3 separate regions of the Mus musculus genome follow, and all the other regions are linked to region 1. A link is a loop called in an ENCODE intact Hi-C map of the cell type or tissue named here. Cell type or tissue: heart. All regions are shown on one strand.

Region 1 (8,000 bases):
AATGGTGTATATGAATAAAATATGAAGCTGAGGTAGTCTCATAAGTCAAAATATTCATCCCTGAAGATTATTGGTTCTAAGTACTTACCCCTCCTAACTCAGTAATGTTCTCTTGGGTACTTATACAGGAAGAACTATAACGCATTAAAGCTTGTATATTACAGGGAGGTCTGAGTGCAGAAGGCAGTGATAGTTCTAAGAAACCCTCTATGGGGCTGGAGAAATGGCTCAGTGGTTAAGAGGACCAGGTTCAATTGTCAGCACCCATGGCAGCTCACAGCTGTCAACTTCAGTTCTACGTAATCTGACACCTTCACAGAGAATGCACATAAAGAATAAATGGCCAGGCATGGTGGCACACACCTTTAATCCCAGAATTTGGGATGCAGAGGCAGACAGATCTCTGTGAATTTGAAGCCAGCCTGGCCTAAACAGTGGGTTTCAGGATAGCCAGGGCAACACGGAAAAAAACCCTGTCCCAAAAAGTTAAAAAAAGCAAGAAAAGAAAAAAAAAAAGGATTTTTTTCTTTTTTATTTTTTTTGAGTTTATAATTCTTCTTTCCCCTTTGTCCCTCCATTACCTCCCATCTACCACCACCACCCCTCAAAGTCATGGCTTCTTTTTCTTTAGTTTTTGCTGTGTGTGCATATTCCTAAATGCTCGTACAACCTCCTCAGTCCATGTGATACTGGCATGTGTGTGTTTTCATGGCTGACCACTTGCTATTGGATAACCAGTTGGTGTGCTCTTCCCCGGGACGACCACGTCTCCCACTCTCAGCAGTCCTTGGTAGGCTGTAGTTTTTTGTCTAGGGTTGAAGCCCTGAGCTTTCCCCCTTCCATGTTAATGAGTCTACTGCTGTCTTCCTTGTCCCTGTTTAGAAAACCAAAATAGATAGGCAGACAGAAGCACACCTATTTAAAAGGTGTTAGAGAGCAGACCATGACAAACAAAGATTTTTGAAAAGGCATGCTCTATATAACCCAATACTAAGGGAACTCTTGGATTTGACCAGAAATAAATGCAACTTAAAGTGAACTAGTCAGATGTGGTGCCATTTCAGTAGCCCAGCATTTGGGAGGCTGGGGCAAGAGCGAAACCCTGCAATGAATAAAACTAAAAGAATAAACCATTTCTCAGAGAAGTTGGGCCAGTCTCTTAAGACGGAGATAAAAAGGGCTGTGACCTCAGGTTATACTCTAGACACTGTTGGGCTAGGGCTGTTATAATTTACTAAACTGATAGCCCCCTCCTTGTTTTTTTTCAAGACAAGTTTCTCTGTGTAGCCCTGCCTGTCCTCTAACACAGAGATCCATCTGCATCTACCTCCCAAGTGCTGGGATTAAAGATATGTGCAGCCACTACTTGGCCTAAACTGATTTAAAAAAAAAAAAGTTATAGGGCTGGAGAAATGGCTTGGTGGTTATGGCTGTTTTTCTAGAGGACCCAGGTTCAGTCTCCAGCACCCAAATGATGGTTCACCACCACCTATAACTCCAGCTCCAGAGGATCTAACGCCCTTTTCTGGCCTCTGCAGAGAACAGGTGTGCACACAGTAATATATATATATATATCACAAACACACGCAACCAAAACACCTATACACATAAAATAAATAAATAAATCTTTAAAACATGCTTTTATATTTATTTTTGTGTGTTTGAGAGAGGCAGGCAGGCAGGCAGGGAGGGAGGGAGGGAGGGAGAGAGAGAGAGAGAGAGATTGAGATTCTTATACTGTGTGTCCCACAGATCAAGTTCAGGCTATTAGGCTTGGCAGCAAGCACCTCCTAAGCCATCTCACCAGCTCACTAGATTTCTCTTAAACTTGATCCAAGAAGGATATTCTTTATTTACCAGTCCTAAAGATAGTTTTATTCTGAAGCTATATACAGTCACCTATTCCTTAGAATGATTGGACTCTCCAAGAAAACTGACAACTGAAAAACAAGTTACTCGGTGACAGACACAGGCGAAGATTGACTCCAACTCTTAAATAAACAAGCACAGAAATGCTTCTTTACTTTTAAATCTGTCAATCTGAGACACTAAAACAAAGCACTGAATACTGAAGGATACCTTAGCATCATGGATGCATGACAGTTTAAGACCTTACAGTTTGTTCTGGCATCTCAGCTTCTTACTCTGTTGGGTTTAATTTATCAAATGATACTTGAGGGTTTTTAAAAAATGACACTTGATTATAATCTGAGAAAAAAATTCTCAAGAATGCAAGAAAATATGAATTTAAACATGACCGATGTTCAATCTGAGATCATCACTGAAGGATCAGGTGTGTGGGAAGTACTACTGAGGCTATGCTACTGATACAGTATTTAAAACCACCTTTAAGCTGCCAAAACAGGCCAGAAAGACATTGAGGTGAGAGGGATGATGTTGTTTCCCCAAACAGATAATTACCCTGCTAGGAAAGACTAAGCACTCAAGCCTCCTTCCTATGCGGAAGGCAAACAAACTTTTAGACGACTGTAAGTCCAAGTGTTTCATGCAAGTGCCCTGTGCTAACTAGGCAAATTTGAAGAGACAGATTCTACCATTGAGAAGGATGTTTGCTTAAAGCAAACAAACCAGGACACAAAAACAAATAAAGGAAGGGCTTAAAAAGCAAGGCATGTGGCGAGATCTTATACTGAAAATAGAAAAGCAAACCCATTCGCAAAAATAGGACATCTACGGCTCTGCAAAGAATTTCCACAACGATTTTGACTTGTACTTTCTACCAGCATGATCCAGGACTACTGTGAAAAAGCCAAGGTTACTTAGTGCTCACTAATTCACTGCTACTTTTAGAGAACTGAAATTAAAACTGGATTCTCTTAGCATAAGCATTATAAATAGGTTCTTTTCTTCTCTACAACACCACTATTGACCTAAGAATGATACAAAATAATCCAGAAAGAGCAAGACTCAAAACAGATTAAAACAGATTAAAAGAACAGGGACTGCAAAACCCACAGTTATAAAAAAACAAAAAAAAAAAACAAAAACAAACCACTGTCTCAGACAAAAACAACTTGCAAATTTGATAAACCAGGTTAGACTTAAGATCAACTGAATTTAAAGCAGGAATTAATCTAAACTATAACATTTCTGCCATTTCAAAAGCAAAAAATGTAAGAAACTTTTCTAAAACTGTTTCCTTAGCAATTGGGAGCCTAAACTCCACAAACTATCCACAAAGAACATTAAGTCCTTACATGGCCTAGTCCTACATGTGCCTTTCAGAATAACACTATAAAAATTCTAATAAAAGGCAAATTATAAAGAGAAATTAAAGTATTACTTCAAAGCAAGACTCAATTCATACCATTTGAAACAAAGAACCCTACACAATTAAATGTATCCTTCCCAAGGACTACACTTGCCCAAACAAACTATTCTGTTTTGAGTACTTAAATTATTCTAATATAAATCACCCCAACTGCAAATTTTACATGAGCAAAACACTATCGCTTTTTGAGTTAAGAAACATTTTGTTTGTTTCTCCGCCAGGCTTGGTGGCACATTACTTAATCCCAAGCACTGGGGAGTCAGAGGTAGTAGATATCTCTTTTGAGTTCAAGGCCAGCCTGGTCTACATATTTAGGTCCAGGACAGCCAGACTTACAAGTGAGACCCTGTCTCAAAACAAAACAACACCCCCCTCCCCAACAAATCCAACAACAAAAGGCTAACACTGTGCTTTACAGCTTAATTAATAAAATTCTCTCTCACACACACTCCTCTGCACGAGGCAAAACGTTTATTGCATAACTCACATTTATAGTAAACGTAGAACGCTCAATTTATAAGTAAAAACAACGATCAACTAACTTGTTTTCGCATTATCTACTCATTTTAACATTCGGCGTCTAAAACAATAAAACAGTACTTACATTTCTGTTGAATTTGGTGAAGGAATGGTGCATATAAAACCTGTGCATATAAACAATCGCAGTGTTTATTGTAAGCTGAGAGCTGGGATGCAACGTTTAGAAAATAATCTAAGCAAAATGTTTCCAAAAACTAAATCAATTTGAATGGAAAAATCCCCTTTCCATTTACTCAAATCCAATCCTCAACCTGAAAGTATGCAGAAAGTCTGCGGGGAGAAGAGAAATCAGTCTGGATGCCAAATTATTCTAATACGCTACGTAGGGAGAGCCCAGGAATTATTTGCAATTAGGTTACAGCTTAGTACAGTAGAAATAAAGTAGTCGAAAGGCGCGCGCCACACACCCAAAGAACATGAAACATCTACGTGCGTTCCCCCGGCGCAACAGAGCCGCCCTGGAGCCGGCACGGAAGCCTCGGAAAACACTTTCCGTGGAACATCTGCGACCTCTCTACGTCTCAAGGCCTTTTCTGACTTCCGAAAGTGGAAGGGGCCGCCCCTTGGCTTTGCTCATCCCGGATTCCTCCTCTCTCGCCAGGGAAGCACTGCTATTCCCTCCCGCATCACGCGCTCCCAAACACAGGTTATACAACGCGGGCTCCCGGCCCGCCTTCCCCGGCACATCTCCTCTTTCTCCGGCTCGCCACGGCAGCTCGGGCCCTAGCTTTCTCTGTGTCTTTCCCGAGATCAAAAGACGGCAAAGGGAGCGGCGCCATGTTCCCGGGACACTAGGCCCGGTCACCCGGCGAGCGCGACCAGGGCGTGTGGGACGCAGGGCCGCAACTAGAAAAAGGATACACATTGAGACGTTGCCCCATGTCCTGGATGAGGTTGGCCGCCTGCTGGCGATGCGACAGCTCTTCATCCGCTTCCACTCCGCAGCGGCGGCTCGGCGTGTTCTCCAGCTGTTCCCGAGTAAAGAACCAGCGAGAAGAAGCTCCACGGCCCGACGCCATGACACTTCCTCCTCCGCCCGCGCCCTGAGCCCGCCCCCTCCCCGCCTGCCTCCGGGACTCCGCGCCAATGTGTCGAGGCCCCGCCCCAATGTGCTCTCCGTAGGGTGGGCCACGCCTTTTCCGGGCCTGCTGCTACCCACGCGCACGCGCAGGGACCCGCCCTGCCGGCTCGCGCTGGTCTTTTGCTTTCTCTTTCCGGCCTCCCTCCCCTTTCTCTCTCTCGGACCCGCGGGACCACAATGCTCTGCGCCTCTTGTCATTGGGAGACGCCGTAAAGTGGGGGTCACTCGGAAAGAAAAGGTCGACGCGGTGCATGCTGGATCTGGGAGGGGCTAAGGGGAAGGGGCGGGGCGAACAGGGAAGAGGTCCTGAGGCTGCCTAATAGGGCTTGGACGTTAGCTTTCAACTAAACGGTTTATTTTGTGGTCTGTGAGTTTGCGGGTGCGTTAAAGTCAGAAAAGGCTTTTCTAGTCTCGGCTTCGTGCTGTAGCTTCCATTTTCTTACATGTTGGTGGGTGTATTTTCTTAGCTTTGTTGACTCCTGTGTCCACGAATGGCTACCCTCCGGAGGAGTTAGCTAGGAAAGAACGCTAATTCTAGCAGTGAACTAACAGTGTCTTCTGGGTTTTTTGGTTTTGTTTTTTAAATCGCTAGTAGATGTTGGGGAGCATGCGCCTTTAAAACGTTACTTTAAACCTAAAGCCACTCAAGGGGTATGGGTTGTTTTAAAACGATGTGCCATGTGTCCCAGACTGGCTTTGTGTTCACTCTTGTAGCCAAGAATGACCTTGGATTTACTGTCCTCTTGCTTCCCCCTCGGAAGTGCTGGGATTACAAGGCCAGTGGCATCACTCTGCAGATATCTTTCTTATTAAGTTACCTGTCAAACAATATGAAGTTAATAATTGGAGGTCATGACTCTCTAGGCCTTCCATCCAGATGGGGTGTATGGTTTTGAAGGTCTGTGTGGTTTCTGCGGGTTGAGATTGGGGGATGGTTGGGGAGAAGCAGAACGCTGTAACTCAGGTTGTCCAGAAACAAAGTGCAGGGATTATAGGCTGGTGTGCCGCATCTTGGTTGAAGTGCTGGAGCAGAGGGCCTTAGGCATACTAGGCCAACAGTCTAACAAATGAGTGCAAGAGAAGCTAAGAAAAAAATTGTTTAGGATTTTATAAAGTAAGGTCTCTTATAACTGATGATTTATTTCCATCTTTTTGTAAGGAAGCACCACTCATTTGTTTACATGTTATCTGCCTCTGAGTTAATGCCTATTGTATATGACCAAATTACACTTTAGTTTTTAAGTATTTTCTGAAGACTGCAGTCAGTTATCGAAAACTGGCTTTTAAAAAGCCAACGAGGGCTGTTGAAATGGCCGACCAGCTAAAGGCAACGCTGCCAAGCCGGACAACTTGAGTTCACTCCCCACCTATATGGTAGAGGGAAAGACCCAAATGCTACAAATTGTCCTCTAACCTTCACACGTGCTCAGTGGCACACATGCGTGTGCACACTCATGCACAATAAACAGCTGTAAAGAAAATGACCCTATCTAAAAATTCCTTAAAATGAAAATAAATAAAAGGGCTAGTGTGTTTGTGATTAAAACTTGAGGCTTTCATTTGTCAGGATTTGGGGGTTCCTGCCTCAGCCTACTGCCTGCTCTATTGTGCTATGCTAGTGTTTTGATTATTGTAGGTGGTTATTGTGAACAGCCACCTAAATAATACCTTGTTATAGATATAACAAGATCTCTCATCTTGTTACCTAGATGTTCCTAGATTGATTTAAAGTAACATTCTATAAGTGCCTTTCTACAACACTCAGTCCTAATGATAAAAAAGAGAAAAGTAGAAATGGAGGAGAGCTTTTCAACTTTATAACATCTACAGAAGACAACAGCCAGCATGGCACTTGATGTTAAGGTGGCTTCCATATAAGATTAAGGACAAGGCAAGTCTGTGCCCTCTCTGTTGACTCCTTTCAATATTGTACGAAGTGTCTTATATAATACAATACAAAAGAAACACACAGTAAGCAGATCTGTCCTTTCTGTTTTCTTCAGTTGTGCATGTTGCGGCAGGGCACATGTTGCTGCGGGCATGCCAAAGCACATATGTACAGGTTGGAAGTTGACTTGAGGACTCTTCTCACCTACCACGTGGACCATGGGGATTGAACTAAGATCATCAGTCTTGGTGGCAGTCACTTTTATCCACTGAGCATTGAAGCTTCACTCCTTCTTTACATTTTAAACACGTCTTCATTGTATGCTTGAGTGCCTGCATGTATGAATGTGCACTACATGTAAGCATGGTGCCCACAGTGGTGCCAGATTTCCTGCGGCCTGAGTCCTGAGCTGCTACATAATGGGTGCTGGGGTCTAAACCTTGGGTCCTCCGAAAGAGCTGAAAATGCTTGGAGCTTTTGAGCCACATCTTTCCAGCCCCAGCTTGCATTCCTTTTTGATACAACTGACCTTGGCTTTCCGTAGCACTTCTATAATTGGCTTCACATGATCTTGTCACTGTACCCTAAGACTCTCTACCTTCTCATGTCCATCCACAGTAGTCTTCCTTGCCCTGACCTCTCCTGCCACAAGGCTTAAATATCTACTATTCTGCTAGGAACAAAATTTGACAGCTTCCTATAAGATTTAATATAAATGTTTCACTACAGCCTACTGACCAGGCCACATTTCTGGCTTCCTCTCCTTCCACGCTTGCTTGCCCATAATCTCCAGCTACTATCGCACCCCAGCCTCAGCAGCTTTGTACTGTTGCCATGCACGAAGTCTCTTCATGGCCAGCCAATCTCATTTAGTCTCAAAGTCCTCTTTAGAGAGGCTTTCTTTGGCTCTACAAATGAACATTTTACTTCCCATCTGTCTCCTAGTTGCCATCACATCTTTAATGTCTTGAAGGTATCCAGTAATAGAATAATTCCCTCTGTCCTGTTCCTTCTCTTATTCCATATTCTCCTTCCTCCTCCTTAAAGCTTCTTACTTCTCAAATTGCAGAAAAGAAATCTCACCCCTTTTGTTTACAGCTGTAGCCCCAGTGTCTTGATCATCCTGCCTCTCTGGCACGTGGAAGAAAGTTCTTGTCAAGATGAATATGAGCTGGGTAGTGGTGCCGCACACCTTTAAT
Region 2 (8,000 bases), 470 kb before region 1:
TACCCATAAAGGGGAAATTTTTTGGAACTTTTATTGTTTTTTAGGAATGTTTAGGTACCATCAATTGCATACTCTGTTAAAAAACATGGATATCATGATCCTAATTCTCATTTCTTTATTGACTTATTTTACCATATAACCTATAACTGTCTTCTTCCTTTCTCTTCCTTCTTCTTTAAGACAGGGTTTCTCTGTTCAGCCTTGGCTGTCTTCGAACTTAGTAGACCAGGCTGGTCTTGAACTCATAGATCTCTGACTGCCTCTGCCCGACAAATGCTGGTGAGTACCATCACACAGCCCCTCTCCTCCTCTCTTGAGACAAGGTTTCTCTGTGTAGCCCTGGCTGTCTTTTAACTCCCTCTATAGATCAGGCTGGCCTCAAACTCAGAGATCCACTAGCTCTGCCTCCTAGCGCTGGGACTAAACACCTTTAATCCCAGCACTCGGGAGGCGGAGGCAGAGGCAGGCAGATTTCTGAGTTGGAGGCTAGCCTGGTCTACAGAGTGAGTTCCAGGAAAGCCAGGGCTATACAGAGAAACCCTGTCTCGAACCCGCCCCCCCCTCCCCCCAAAAAAAACCAAACCAAACCAAACCAAAACAAACAAACAAACAAAAAAAAACCACCAAACCCGGGGCTGGCGAGATGGCTCATCGGGTAAGTGCAATGATTGCTTTTCCAAAGGTCCAAGTTCAAATCCCAGCAACTATGTGGTGGCTCACAACCACCTGTAATGAGATCTGACCCCCTCTTCCGGTGCATCTGAAGTCAGCTACAGTGTACTTATGTATAATAATAAATAAATCTTTGGGCTGGAGCAAGCAGAGACTGACTGAGCAGGGCTGACTAGAGTAGAGGTCCTAAAAAATTCATTTCCCAACAACCATATGAAGGCTCACAATCATCTGTACAGCTACAGTGTACTCACACACATAAACAAATAAATCTTAAAAACAAAACAAACAAAAAACCCAAAAAAATATCAGATATGGTAGCACCCACCTATAATTCAAGCAGTTGGGAGTCTGAAGCAGAAAGATAACTGTGAGTTTGGGGCCAGCATTACACTACAAAGTAAGGGCCTACACACCTTTGATCCCAGTATTTGGGAGGTAGAGGAAGAGGTAGACTGATCTCTGTGAGTTCAAAGCCAGTCAAGGTTATAGTCAGACTCTGTACACTCAGCCCCAACACTGACTGTTAAAATGTAAAAATGTTAACCTGTTGTGTTGCACACGTCTGTAATCACAACACTTGGGAGCAGAGAATCAGGATTTCAAGGTCAGCCTGGGCTATATGAAATCCTGTCTCAAAAAAAAAAAAACCAAACCAAACCAAACCAAATAAAATACCACACAAGAAACCCAAAAATCCTAGAATAGAAAAACCAAGCAAACAGTTTTTGTGAGACTGGCCCAAGTTACTTACAACTTTGGACCTAAGTGGTTCAACTACAAAAACAAGACAATAAAACTACCTTTCCCCCCAGAACTATTGAAATTTTGTGTGGAACACAGTTTAAAATGTTGTAAACTGCGGCTAGAGAGATAGCTCAGTGGTTAAGAGCAGCTGCTCTTTCAGATGACCTGAGTTCAATTTCTAACCTGAGTTCAATGTCGTGTTCTTTCCATTTTCATGTGACTACTATTCTTACTGGATTACAAGATTAATTTATTAATTTAATTTAAAGTATAATTCAATATAGCCTAAGTAATTTATGCTTTTCTAATTAACAGCAAGCATCAAGTTGAAAAGTTAGCATAACAAAACAGACATTTAAAATTTAAAATGCTCAAATTCACATGTCAGTTTTTTTTTTTTTCCCACAGAGATGAACAAAGTTACAGAACTCTTAAAAGCCATGGGTCAATTATGAGTAACTGTTACTGAACACAAGTGACTGAAGAAATTAATAGTTGTCACTTCAGATTAATAGTTGTCACACAAACTGGTCCATGTATCAAGAATGTACAAAACTATAGAAGCAGATGGTTGACTGCGGATATACAAGACTTCAGCAATAAAACAGGAGGCTATGGAACCAACTGATTTAGAGCAATATGGGGTAAATGAGTTGGCACATGTCTGGAAAACTACATTTTAGGTTAGAAGAGAGGAAGAATCAGGACTGAGTATGTACTTTAAAAACTATGTTAAAAGTTAAAAAAAAAAAAGGTCAACTTGTAATAAAGTAATTATTGCACCTCAGTTCCCTCTGAGTACTATGATAAAAGAGTACCATCTGTGAGCTCAAGTTTATGTTTCGGGAACATTCTAAGACATCAGGTGGTTTCTTTGTGGCTTACCGATGACACAGCTTTCTTGACAGCTCACAACTTTCTAGACCCAGTTGTCTGCCTAGTGGCCTGTCCCAACCACACCCGCACACCAAGAATTAAAAGGTCCAAGCTGCCAGAAGAGGAGATCCCAGAGGACCAAGAAGGGGAACACCAGGGCTGGGGGTCTTGGGGGGGGGGGTCTGCCTGCGACAACCCGATTGCCAAGGCCTGCAGGGCGCGACTCCTCGCAGGGTTCAGTGATTGGGGACAGGGCCTGGACGCGCTTCCCACACAGATGCAGACAGGTCACGCCGGAGTCCCCAACAGACCCCAGAAGCACCAAGTGGCACTGGGCCCGCCCGCGGCCTGGAGAGGCTTGGCGTCTGGGTCGGCCCCGCAGCGGAGCAAGCCTGGAGCCTTATAAAAAAAAAAAAAAAAAAAAAAAAAAGCTGTACTGGCCCGGACAGGAGACGAGCGGCCCCGAAGAGACCGAGTGGACTGGGCGACAGGGTCTTAGGCTGTCTGAGCCCGGCCCACCTTAGCTCCTCCTGCCTAGCTCACTCGACGCTAACGAGAATCCAGAACAAGATCAAAGCGCCACCGTTCTCGGGCCCTCTCCCCAGTCACCTGCCACGAACACCACGAAGACCGCGCCGCTCCTCTTAGCAGACGCGATGGCCGCCGGGATGGCGCCCTGGAACCACAGCATCGTCCCCTTCAGGCCCAGGCGCTCGCTCGGTGTGTCGTCGCCGCGGTGCCACAGCCGACCCCGCCCTCCTGGTTCTTTGGCCTCGTGGCCCCGGCAACCACCGGCTAATCCGGGCCCCGGTCTGAGGACCCAGCCAGCCCGTACGCCCGACAGCCACCCCCTGGGGACGCGCACCGGAGCGCGCTTGGCAAGAAAAGTACGCCCCTGTGTCACGTGACGACGACACTCCTCGTCAGGGGTCGCGCGCCCCGGTGCCTGGTCGGCTAGGTAAGTCCGTAAGTGCGCGCCCCCGCGAAGCCTCGGGTTCCGACTCCAGGAAGTGGAAGGAAGTATCAGGAAGGATGACTAACCGCTACGGCACGTTGACGTCGCCTGCAGTGAGGCTTCCTGGGAATTGTAGTCTTCCGAGGCTTGTTAATTTGCGGAAAGGTAAACTGTGGGCTCAAAGCATGGCGAGAGTGAGCATAGTGAGCACATCAACGCTGTAAGAGTAAATGCTAGGTATCGAGTTGCTGTCACCCTCTGACTTCTGCAAGCAATCTGCTCCACAAATAAACAAGCTTTACGGGGCTTGACCCGAAGCCTTTGGTTTTTATTTAATTTGACCCTGTGAAAAAGATGGGATTCAGAGGGGCGTGGCAAACCACGCATTTAATCCCAGCAATCCGAAAGCAGAGGCCTGCCTGCCTGTATGAGATGGACAGCTTAGTCTACAAGGTGAGTTCCGCGGACTGTCAGGATTTGTACAGAGACCCTGAATAACAAACAAACAAACAAACAAACAAAAACCAACCAACCAACTTACCAAAAACCCCAAACAAACAAAAGAAAAAGACCGGCTAGAGGTACAACAGTGTTCCTCCTCGCCCGCCTCCCACCCCGCAGTACCACATAGGCCCCTTATCTGAAGGGTAAGCGAAGTGGCAGAATGCTGGCTTTTGGCTATAATGTGCATTTACTAACTGGATCACATTGTAAAACCTTCAGCCACTATGCTATGCTATTGAAAAAACTTATTTATTTTTAATTCTGTGAAGACAATCCTCCTACCTGTACCATCCAGCGTGTACCATCTTGGCTGGCTGTACTTAACTTGTATGAATATCATGTAAAGAAAATATTTCTGTTGTTTCCTTGAGTGATAGAGTAAAGAAAGTCTAAATGGAGTAGAATCAACTTGTGTATAGGCCAGTAAGAAAATAAATTAATAACTATGTAAGGTTTATGGATGCATACGAAATCAAAATGGAAGAAAAAACATTTGCACAAGTTTCTAGTGTTTGGTTTCGGACTTGGGGACAAGGGACTGAGGTGCATATTTTCCACACCAAAGCAGACCTGGCCTCCAGGTTCTCCCAGCATCCCTCAGTCCATACCCTGCCTCCAACTTTGAACTTCCCAGTCCAGATCTCTCTCTCTCTCTCTCTCTCTCTCTCTCTCTCTCTCTCCTTGCCCATTCCCACTCCCCCCCCTTCTCTCTTACTATATATCTTCCTCCACTAGCTGCTCCCCTCTCCCTGGTGGCAACTTCCTTGGCCTTGATCCTTGGGGCCAGTGAACTCGCCGACCGAGAGCGGTTTCCCAAAAACCTGCCTTTAATATAATCTAATCTGGCTTAAATTGGCCAATTTCTCCTATCTTCCTTCAAATATATATATATATTTAACTACTTTGATATCCCTTTTCTGCTTCGAAGGCAGATACAAGTGACTAATACAAAGCAGCATTAGTGGCAGGACGTGGAAACAGCTACCCCAGTTCGTGAGCACCTCCATTTATTACTAGCACAACTCCCTCTCTGACAGTTCAGTTGTCTCACTAGTCAATTGGAGCCTTGGAGGGAACCTACCCTTTAGGCTATGTGACCACACAGAGACCCTTGTGTTTAGCAAGTACTTGTTACTTATGTAGCAATTAAGTGCTTTACAGATGTTAGCTATTGTTTCTGAATGCCTGCCCCAAATCCTGTTTAAGGAAATTATGCATGTACTTTTCAGAATTCAAAGTTTTGCTGGATCATTTCTAAACTTAACCACTGAACAAACATTTGTTGAGGTCTTAGTAAACAAAAGAACCACCTCAAGGATTACATTCCTCTGGCCAGCAGTAAAACATTAAGCAATAAATAGGGCAATTACTCCTGTAATTGCCACTGTAATAAATGGCAGAGAAGAGGAACTACAGAATGTTTTAACTTACACCAAGTCATTAATTATAGTTCACCAGGAATGCCTCATGAAGGGCTGAAAAAGTTGGCTTCTTCCTTTTTTTTTTTAGTTTTTCGAAATAGGGATTCTCTGTATAGCCCTGGCTGTCCTGGAACTCAACTTTGTAGACCAGGCTGGCCTCGAACTCAGAAATCGGTCTGCCTCAGCCTCCCAAGTGCTGGGATTAAAGGCATACACCACCACTGCCTGGCCTAGAAGTTGGCTTTTTTTTTTTTTAATTTTTTTTATTAGGTATTTTCCTCGTTTACATTTTCAATGCTATCCCAAAGGTCCCCCATACCCACCCCCCCAATCCCCTACCCACCCACTCCCCCTTTTTGGCCCTGGCGTTCCCCTGTACTGGGGCATATAAAGAGAAGTTGGCTTCTTGAAGGTCATATTTAAGTATGAACAGAGGGGCTTGGTAGAGATAGGCTCCATGTTCAAACACACATATGGCTCTTGCAGAGGACTTGAGTTCAATTGTGAGTACCTACATTAGGTGGCTCACAACAGTCTATAATTTCACAAGCTCCTCTGGCCTCTGTGGACACCTGCATGCATGTGCACCTACTACACACACACTATTAACAACAATCATTTTTTTGAGTTAAATTAACTGGAAAATGCCAGTAGAAAAGAATAAATGTTCTGGGAAGAGTTTAGTTTCCAATACCTATCTCAGGCAGTTCATAGCCTCCTGCTATCTCCAGCTCCAGCTAGGGAGTCCAGTACCTTCTGACCTCTGTGGGTACTCATAAACACAGGCACATGAAAATAAAACTAATCTTAAAATACAAGCATATCCAAACACAATCCCTGGAGCTAGAGTTATAGGTATTTCAGAGCTGTCTGGTGTGGGTGCTGGGAACTTCATCTTCAACTGCATGGTGGCAGGTGCCTTTAACTGATGAGCCATCTTCCTGGTCCAGGACTATCGTTTTATTATAGTTATTGGAGAAAAGACACTTTCTATGTAGACCAGGCTGATGTAGAACTTTTGCTCTACCATTATGCCTATCTTCTGAGAACTATTATAGGCTTGAGCCACCATGCCTGGTGTGAATTATTTTGAGGTTCAAGTGAAGTGTGTAAACTGAGTGTACTGGCTAGTTTTGTGTCAACTTGACACAGCTGGAGTTATCACAAAGAAAGGAGCTTCAGTTGAGGAAATGCCTCCATGAGATCCAACTGTAAGGCATTTTCTCAATTAGTGATCAAGGGGGAAAGGCCCCATGTGGGTGGGATCATCTCTGGGCTGGTAGTCTTGGTTCTATAAGAGAGCAGGCTGAGCAAGACAGGTGAAGCAAGCCAGTAAAGAACATCCCTCCATGGCCTCTGCATCAGCTCTTGCTTCCTGACCTGCTTGAGTTCCAGTCCTGACTTCCTTTGGTGATGAACAGCAGTATGGAAGTGTAAGCCAAATAAACCCTTTCCTCCCCAACTTGCTTCTTGGTCATGATGTTTGTGCAGGAATAGAAACCCTGACTAAGACACTTGAGGTTAGAGGGCTCTACCTTTGATACATCTATAGACCCCAGCCCAGAACTTTTTAAAAATTTTTATTATTTAAGGTAGGTGTAAACTCAAACAGGCCAGAGGACAACTCAATTCTCTTCAATCACATGTATTCTGAATGACATCTCTAGCAGCTCCCAGCATCACTCCTCTTGAGCTGTAAGGTCAAAACTAGGAAACAATACAGAGCAATAAAGAATAACAATACAGGGCTGGAGAGATGGCTCAGTGGTTAAGAGCATTGACTTCTAGAGGTCCTGAGTTCAATTCCCAGCAACCATATAATGGCTCACAACCATCTGTAATGGGATCTGATGCCCTCTTTTGGTGTGTCTGAGGACAGCTACAGTGTACTCACACACATAAAATAAGTAAATAATTAAAAAAAAATGCAGAGCAGCTCCAAGGTGACTTATAGGTGGGTAGTATAGTGGTGTGGGTACTCTGCAACAGAATTAGTGGGAATGACAGAGACTAGCACAAGGCTTCATCATAAATCATGTGTTCAGAATGGTACTAACTTAAGAGACCCAAATTGCTTTTTAATGAAAATGGTTTTCATAGGAAGTGAATTCAGATATTATATGATCCAATTCAAGTATGTTTTATAGTATAGGATAAACTGACCTCTATTGTTCTAGCCACGACACATGCCTAGTTTTGTTTTATCTCTTCGAGAGTCTCAGAGGATATCTTTAATTCTGGATCCTTGTGTCCACCTTCTGAGTGCTGGAATTATAGATGTGTGTACTGTGATGACCATATTTTATGTTTAATTTCTTCAAACTTCGTGAATATAGGAATATAGCTTAGCTATATATCAATGGATTATTTTTAAAATTATATTTATCTCTTCATGTGTGTATGTATGTACTGCAATATGGGTAGCATGCCTGCCATGGTATTCATGTGGAGGCCAGAGGAAGTTTGTTCTGTGACATTTCTGAGTTGTGAAGCCATTAGTCAGGGGTGGTGGTAGGTGTCTTTAACTGATGAATTATCTTGCTGGTCCAGAATTATTATTCTATTATTTTTGGGACAGTCTTATTTGTAGACCAGGCTGACCACCATCATGCCTGTCTCCTGAGAGCTGAGGCCCGAGCCACTATGCTTGACTTGAATTGAGTCTCAAGTGAAATGTATATACAGAGGTTAGGAGTTTCTACCTGTTCTTTTGCCTTGTGACACCTGTATTTCAGTCTTCTCAAGTCTATGGTGGCTTTACTTGGTGACAACACTTTAATCTCTTTTCAAAAAGCATTATGAGCAACCCCCCCCCCCCTTGACTA
Region 3 (8,000 bases), 330 kb before region 1:
CCTATTTTCCTCATTTCAAGAATATTACATAAACAGAACCATATGGTATGTAACTGCTTAAGATTTTTGTTTTTTAAGTTATCATATTTTCTTTGAGGTCTACCCAAGCTATTACTATAGCTACAACTTGGGCCCCTTTATTGCTGCATAGTATTCCAAACATAGATGGTATGGATACACCACAGTTTAACTTACTCAGTGAGGGACATTGGAGTTATTTCCAGAAATCAACAACCCAATTACTAATTTTAAACAGAAATTCCATAATAAGAAAATTCCTTTCTCAAGATTTAAAAAAGTCTAACACTATTTAAGCTTGCACACATGCAGAAAATTTTAATTTCATATTAGAACTTTTCATTTTATTTTTATATTCTAGATCATCCCTTAGTATAATGACCTGCAGCTGATTAAACTTGTACCTCAAATTGCAAGGAGACACAACCATGTAGTTATGGAACCCTTTCATGTAGAAGAGGTTAGTAAAGCTACCAGCACAACTACAAAGTCAGCTTCAATCTGTCACTAAACTAAAATTGGCATAAGTCAAATGGCAGAACTTTCCTTGCATCAGACATCAGATTACACCTCTAAAAGTCAGAAACACAAACAAATAATTTCATTTAATTTCTTTTAAAAGAAAATTACACCAAGTTATAGATGACATAAATGGAGAAGCCCAAAGAGCTCCCATCCAAAAATGCTAAGTGATCTAGTATTTACAGAATAAGAGGCTCAAAAATGCTTTCCTGAGAAGTGAGTTTACAGGTAAAAATTAAGAAGAGTCACAAGGGCTGGAAAGACAGCTGAGGCGCTAAGAGCACTGAGTGCTCTTTTAGAGAACCCATCTTCAATTCCCAGCAGCCACATGGCAGTTCACAACAGTGTATAACATCAGTTCCAGAAGATCCTATACAGTTTTTCTGACCTGAGGGCACCAGACATACAAGAGGTGCAGAGACATACATGCAGGCAAAACATCCATATACATAATAAGAAATAACTTTTAAAAAGGTATAAACTGCCAAGCATGGTGCACGTGTTTTTAAACCTAGCACTCAGGAGGCAGAGGCAAGTGGATCTCTAAAGTGTGAGGCCCAGTTTGGTCTACAAAGAGAGTTCCAGGACAGCAAGGGCTACACAGAGAAACTGCCATGAAACATCCTCCTTCCACTCCCCGAAAAGGTACAAACCTACCAACTGACAAAGCAAAGAGCAATAGAACTCTAAAGGAAACTGTTTACCTTAATGTATGTGTGAACACTAAGAATGGGTGGGCAGCACAACAGTAAAGAACAAAACCTGGAAATAAAACAAACTGCAGGGAAATTCAGGCAGAGAACTAGCTTTGAGCCATGATTTAGAACTTATTTCACTTGTCCATCACTGACTTATTAAACTGCATTGTGGAGATTATATATATTCATATGTAAGTTAACACCAGATATAAGCAAGTTGTTTTACTTAATTTAGCCAGGCCCTTATATAAGGATCCAAGTTAATTTGATAGAAATTTTATTATGTTATTTGGTGCATGATGCATGTTTGTATTACTAATAAAAGTTTATAGTGAGCTCAAAGGATTAAGTGCCAGGCAATGTAATCTTTTTTTTTTTTTTAACATTTAGTATTATATGGGAAAAAACTAATACATTTCCTTTTCTATCACCTGCCAATTTAGTTACCTAAAACCATAAATAAATTATTCTTCCTATAGGCAAGAATGGGAAATGGAGGGCTGGTTCTGTGGTTTGCAACAAGAGCAATCCGAAATTTTCATTTCCACTTGGAAACACATCCACCTCTATGACATGTGAGTGCTGGACATTTTTACAACAGGTCATGGGAAGGGTTAATTGGGAAGTTTTCTACTTCAAGTAGGAACAGAATATTATAGTTTCATTAGTCTTTAGCATACACAACTCTTACTACACTTCCTTGTTTATAAGAATTGCAGCTTAATAGTAACCCAAATGGTTATAACTGGATATTTAAAACGTCAGTTCAAACAAAAACCTCTTTAATTACTGGGTAAGTCCCTTTAGAGAAGCACCCAAGTACACAGAGCTCAATAACTCAGTGGCATGTGACCATGTAGATGCTGTCAATCTTGGATAGTACCAGCAACACTTCATAACACAACTGTTGGCATGCTAATCGAAACCTGGCTCGGCTGCACCAACTCCAAGGACACCTTTATGTGTGAAAACTATACTTTCAAATATACTTGGGAACAGGGAGGAATATGGTATTTCAAAGAAAAAAAAATACCCAAGGACTGCTAAACAATGGAGTAGGAACTAAAGAGCAAGGATTTAACTCAATGTTGGAATACTTGCTGGCATGTATGAGGTGAAAGGTTCAATCCCTAGCATTGAGGAAAAAAAAATAGCAAAAATAAAACCAACAAACCTCAAGAGCACAAAGCAACAGTCTGGTAAGATAACTTTCTCAGTCTTAACTTTGTATCAGTCACTTGGTTTCTCTGGTAACAGAATGAGTCCAAAAGCAACTGTAAACTAGACCTTGAAACATATTAACAAAGTAAAGCAGGACAACAACCCTAGTTTACTACTAAAACACTAAAACACAAAGCACATTTTTATTATGGGTAATCTATTTGAAATATGTTCCAAACGCAGAAATTTTAAACAAAAGGAAAAAAGATACTGTGTATGACAAAATTCTCTTTGATACCCAATGACCAATTTCATATATTCTGTCTGCTTAAAAAAAAAATGGCTAAAGGCTAGCAAGATGGTTTAGTGCATAAAGGCACTTGGCCTTCAAATCAGACCACCTGAGTTCAATCCCAGAGACCAATAGGATAGAAGAAGAACTGATTTCTCCTAACCTTACCACTGTCCTCCACCCTCCTAAAATGTATCATGGTACTTCTGTGCTGCGCCCCGTACCCCAGTAAATGTAATAAAACAAAAACAAAAAAATTGGCTATGAGATATTGTTTTAAGCCACTGTGTACATTAACACTCAACAGTAGAAGAGATTTTTGAGACTGCAACAATACTCTGCATATGAACAGCAAATTCATTCTCTAAATATGAAAATGAGAAAACAAAGATAAAAACTTAATGTAACAAATATATACATGTGAGACACAATCCTAGTAGCTTTACATAGTCTATTTACAGCTCCATAGATTAAGCATTATCCTCCCCATTATTAACCGAGGTTAGGTTAGATTAGCCTCATAAAATGGTCCCACAAATAGTAAAAGAATGTAGTCCCCTGTATTTTCATCAGACCTTCCATACAAAGAATTCATGAGACCTAAATATATCACTGCATAAATTGCCAACTAATTATCAAGTTTGGGGAACTATGCTAGGGAATGTATGCTATGGGGACTCAATGGAGAAGCTGAGGGAACTAATCTTCAAAAGCTATGTACTACATTAAAAAAATCAGTAACACATAACCAGATTCCTTCTTAATCCAAGTGAATGGATCTATTTTACTTCTGTATCTACTTGCATTATTTTGAGAACATGGCAGATTCCTAAGGTACTTCTGTGACCCAGAAGAAATAGTCTATTAGTCAAAGCATAGGTTGTTTATTCAGAACCAGTGTTCTCTCTAAAACAAATAAATCTTAGAAATGGGGTGGTCTGTAGCCATGCCTATTATAGATTACAGGGTCCACTAAAGTCATATTCTCCTAGGCTGAAAAAGCAGAGTGGAATTTGAAAAGATGGGCACACTATCAAAATCTGATACAATTATAAGACAATCCCCTAAAATATAAAGACATAAAATCTGAAGAGAATGATATTTCTTCAGTTAAATGGGTAGCTACATGAACTCTACTGATTCAAGTATTATAAGGAAGGGGCTTCGAGGTTGATTTCATCTTTTTATGACTCGATGCTCTTGGAATCAATGACATTTAAATTTAAGAGGTTTCTTTAGCTGGGCGATGGGGGGCCACACCTTTGATCCCAGCTCTTGGGAGGCAGAGACAGGTGGATTCTGTGAGCTCAAGGCCAGCCTGGTCTACATTGTGAGTACCAGGACAGCCAGGGCTACACAGAGAGACCCTGTCCAGGGAAAAAATCTAAAATAAAGGGGAGTATGGTATGAGATTCTTTAACGTGACCCAGCCAAACTATAACCTTAGGAGTGGGATATGTGTGTTTGTGTGTATTCATTCATGCTAGAAATTCTATTTTTACCTCTTCAGAAATGCACCTTATTATTTAGTAAGCAGCACTGCTTTGGAAGATACCTCTTCACCTCTAACTAGTTTAGGGGACTTGCTCTCTCAGGACCCAATTCACAGAAGTCACAACAGCCAAACCCAATTTTGTTTCTCCTTAAAAGCAACTTCAGACAACAGTGACAATCTCTGGTACATAACCACAAGAAGAAAAAAAAAAAAACTTCTAATATACAGGGATGGAAAGGGGGGAGGGGGATTTACATCATAACGTCCCCCGTAGGTTCGTCCATCAACGACCAAGGCTCTGACAGTCATTCAACTTTCTTGCTAATTTCCCCACTGTGTTTTTTCTAGCAGTACGGGCAGTACGGGCACGACGTGCTGTTTCCCTTTTGGTGTGTGTGACAATTCCCCGGAGCGGGGGTATCAGCCCCGGGCATCTGGTCCAGGCCCCGGAGAACAGTTCCGCGAACGGTCCCTGCTCCAGCCTGGCCTGACTATGTTGCTTTTCCCCTCCGTCCTCCCCGGATCTCCAGGGCTCGCAAGAGCAGCAGCTGCAGCAGGGACGCTCGGGAACCTGTCCCCAGCTCCCCCGCTAGGCCTCAAGGGGTTGGCGCTGCACATGGCCCCCAGCGAAGCGGCGGGCACCGCGCGGTGGAGGCGACTAGAGGGCTCGCCTCAGAACCCGACGGCCCCTGGCGGGCCGGAGGAGAGGGGAGGGACGCCGTCTCCTCAGCGCTTAGCTCCCCGGCTGCCTCACTCTCCCGCTCCGTTAGCGCTACCGGTTGGCGGGCGGGGGAGGGGAGCGAGCGCGTTATTCCCGGGGCGCCGCGGGGGAGGGGACAGCATCTCTTACCCGCGTTACTGAGAAGGAGCAGGAGGAGGTGGCGGGAGCGCGGCACAGCGGGGCGACGGCGGGGCCGGCTGGTTGCAAGGTAGAGTCTCACGGAAGGGAATTAACCCCATCACCAGCCCGGACACCGGCTCCAGCGGCAGCCGCGGCGGCAGAATCCCGCCCCTTCCCACCACGCACTGGCCCCGCCTCTCCGTCGCGTTGACGGAAAGCAGCCTACCTCATACGCTAGGTCAACATTAAGTGACATACAAATTATCCAATCAGCGTTTGAAAACCACTTTCGCTCCACCCCCATTATCACTGCGGGACAGCGGGAGAACGGGACTAAGTCTATCTCCACCCACAAAAGAAAAAGAACCAATCCCGGGCAAGTTGTCGTCCCTGAACGACGTAAGAGTCAACCAATGATAAAGCTAGGAGGACAGCCATTTTGCCCACTTGTGAAAGAGCCACCTTTCCCACGAGTAGAATCCTGAGGTGGGCGAGTTCCGGGCGATTTTAATCACTGGAGATGTGGTAGACAACTCTCTTTCTTCAGGGAATGATTATAGAGCTTTTTAAGGATGAAAGGACAATTTTGTCGTTCATGTGGGAAGATGAGAGGAAGGCTTTAAGGATGTGGCTCCGCCCCTTAGCGGTAACGGGTTCCAGGCTGAACACCTGGTTCCTCCAGTCTTAGTGGTGGAGGCAGGGCTTCTGAGCACTTTGGCTCCTGCGACTACAGTTCCCAAGATGCTTTGAGACCCTGTTTTCCTCATTTTGCTTCCGGTAGTGTTTCATGGGAATTGTAGTTCTTGAGAGGTTACGGTGTAACCTCCTTGTCTAGATGAGTAAGAGGAAATTTTTGAATAATTTGGAGTTGAGAATGAAGTCGCAAGGTTCTAGTCAGGTCTTTTCGCATCGCTAAAGGAAGGAGAATATAACAGGGTTGGGAATTTTCTCAACACATTACAATGTTTTAGAGTGCTGGTATTTGAACTCTTCCAAGTCTAGGTCATCCGTTTAACGTCACTTCCGCTTAGTTGAAGACGCTTGCAAAAAGTTTGGCGGGAGTTGAAGATTATGAAGCTAGTGCTGCATTTTGGCGGACTGTATAGGGCAAGAGATGGGAAATTGACTGCACTTTAATTGCGCTATAAGAAAATAGTGGGTAACAGTCGGGCGTGGTGGCTGATGCCTGTAACAGCTGGAAGCTGAAAGGTCGCCGCGAGTTCATAGCCTGGGCTACAGAGTGAGTTTTAAAACAGCTGGGACTACAGAATTCACCTTGTCTAAAATAACCCCCCCCCCCGCACTGCCCCCTCCCCCTAAAAAAACCCATCCAGAAATATGAAATGGCATGGGTGTAATTCTCGAGCCTGTAATGTAATTTTCTACTTTGCTACTTAGTCTTGCAGAGCCAGTGTTTATCAGATCTGTTCACTCTTGAGTTTGTAGAGGATGCTTTAATTTGCCTTTAGCTACTGTCTGTGAAGCAGCATAGGTTCATGTCCTGGAAGGTATTGGAAATTCTGAACTAATTCCTCCCATTTATACAAATAGTCCCCAGAAGTCAGAAGTTGCCTTTGAACAGGATCTTAAAAAAAAAAAAGTCTCCTCCATCATTTTTATGGAGACTTTGTCTTACTACTTTTCTCATAAATATTTATTGAGCACTTACACTAGTGGTAAATATACTAGGCTTAAAGGATTGAAGAGTGCACAGAAAGGTAAGTTTTGTTTAAAACGAGTTAGAAAGATTAAGCAAAATTTATGTTACTTGGTCTTTTTAATATCTCCAAATTTAGCATCTTCATAGTTATGTTTTGTGTGTTGATTTGGTTTCCTCTTTGCTTTCTACTTTTAGATTTAAAAACCATTCCTTTCTATTTTCATTATTTTTATTGAAGTATTAAGTCTGTGTCCAGAACTGTTAAGAGGTGTTTTATATACTATGTGGATGAGAGTCCTAACTAGTGCAATCCCAGAGACAGAAATATATCTGCAACTTCCAAGCAGACAAAACACTCTTACTTTTTTAAAGAAAATAAATGTTTTTGCTTTTCAATATAATACTTTCACGTGTGTGTGTGCAAGTGTGTGTGTGTGCTATATGAATATTAAACAGAAGGCATCATCCCCATCTAGGAGTTAGAGTTTCAAGTGATAACTTAGCATTGTCCATAAATGCTTAGTTGGGATTTTTTTCATAAGTCCTTCCAGAGTAGAAGTCAATATGTAGTAATAATGACAATCATATTACTGAATATTTAATCTGAGCCCCAAAAGGGCTAAGGGTGTTTAGTATGTCTTTTATTTTTTTGAGTGCTGGAGACAAACCGAGAGCCTTGCATTTGCTGGATAATGTGCTTTGTCACTGTGTTCCAGCCTCACTTTCAACTCTAAACCATTGCTTCTCAAATGTTTAGGAATCTCAAAAAGTTCAGCCTTCCCCTGCCACCGGGATGCTGGGATTAAAGGCTGTCACCACCATGCCTAGCAAAAAGGTGTTACTTTTTGTTCTGTTTTGTTTTTTTCTTAAAGGTTTATTTATTTTATGTGTCTGAGTGCGTGCATGTATGTGCACCATGTACATGCCTATAAGAAGTCATTGGATCTCCTGAAACAGAAGTTCCAAATGGTTGTGAGCCACCTTCTAGGTGCTACAAATCTAACCTGAGTCCTCCGCAAAAGCAGCAAGTGAACCACTGGCCCATTATTCTTGGCCCTCTGCAGAATGACCTGTTAGGTTTTTTTACAGTCCAGTCTTTATCCCCATCCTGTTCCGCCCCCTGACTGTTCCTCATCCTATAGTTCCCTCCACCCCCAATCTCCAAGAGGATGCCCCCACCCCACCAGACCTCCCTACTCCCTGGGGCCTCCAGTCTCTTGAGGGTTAGATGCATCTTCTCTCACTTAGTCCAGACCCTGCAGTCCTCTGCTGTGGATGTGTTGGGAATCCTCATATCAGCTGGTGCATGCTGC

What was found. Hi-C counts contacts between places; a loop is a spot of excess contacts. Peaks named below come from ENCODE experiments on the same cell type or tissue, not always from the same donor. Only the 100,000 strongest peaks of a DNase experiment are listed, where the experiment ranks them.
Region 2: a loop joins it to region 1, with 4 times the contacts of the local background. A loop is called at or near these places in 3 of 42 quality-filtered maps.
Region 3: it touches region 1 in a loop (7-fold over the local background); 7 of 42 quality-filtered maps call a loop at or near these places.

What each region holds. Positions count from the first base shown.
Region 1 is chr1:127,771,079-127,779,078 of GRCm38, reverse strand. Ccnt2 (cyclin T2) reads right to left here and starts at 4,915. Exons shown (of 9, transcript NM_028399.1): 1 at 4,694-4,915; 2 at 3,897-3,978. The coding sequence starts at 4,851. 2900009J06Rik (RIKEN cDNA 2900009J06 gene) reads left to right here and starts at 5,025. Exons shown (of 2, transcript NR_045298.1): 1 at 5,025-5,151. In heart, a CTCF peak has its summit at 4,742; DNase peaks (open chromatin) are centred at 5,028 and 5,698; H3K4me3 peaks cover 4,120 bases; H3K27ac peaks cover 3,275 bases.
Region 2 is chr1:128,239,457-128,247,456 of GRCm38, reverse strand. It overlaps Ubxn4 (UBX domain protein 4), which reads right to left and starts at 3,320. Exons shown (of 13, transcript NM_026390.3): 1 at 2,905-3,320. The coding sequence starts at 2,986. It overlaps Gm41949 (a long non-coding RNA gene), which reads right to left and starts at 2,898. Exons shown (of 2, transcript XR_878509.3): 1 at 2,815-2,898; 2 at 1-2,694. In heart, no CTCF peak of the experiment used is centred here; DNase peaks (open chromatin) are centred at 2,656 and 3,216; H3K4me3 peaks cover 2,098 bases; H3K27ac peaks cover 1,795 bases.
Region 3 is chr1:128,100,520-128,108,519 of GRCm38, reverse strand. It overlaps Zranb3 (zinc finger, RAN-binding domain containing 3), which reads left to right and starts at 6,049. Exons shown (of 21, transcript NM_027678.3): 1 at 6,049-6,267. It overlaps R3hdm1 (R3H domain containing 1), which reads right to left and starts at 5,214. Exons shown (of 27, transcript NM_181750.2): 1 at 5,037-5,214. It also overlaps the pseudogene Gm29383. In heart, a CTCF peak has its summit at 4,803; DNase peaks (open chromatin) are centred at 5,349, 5,699 and 6,109; H3K4me3 peaks cover 3,282 bases; H3K27ac peaks cover 2,632 bases.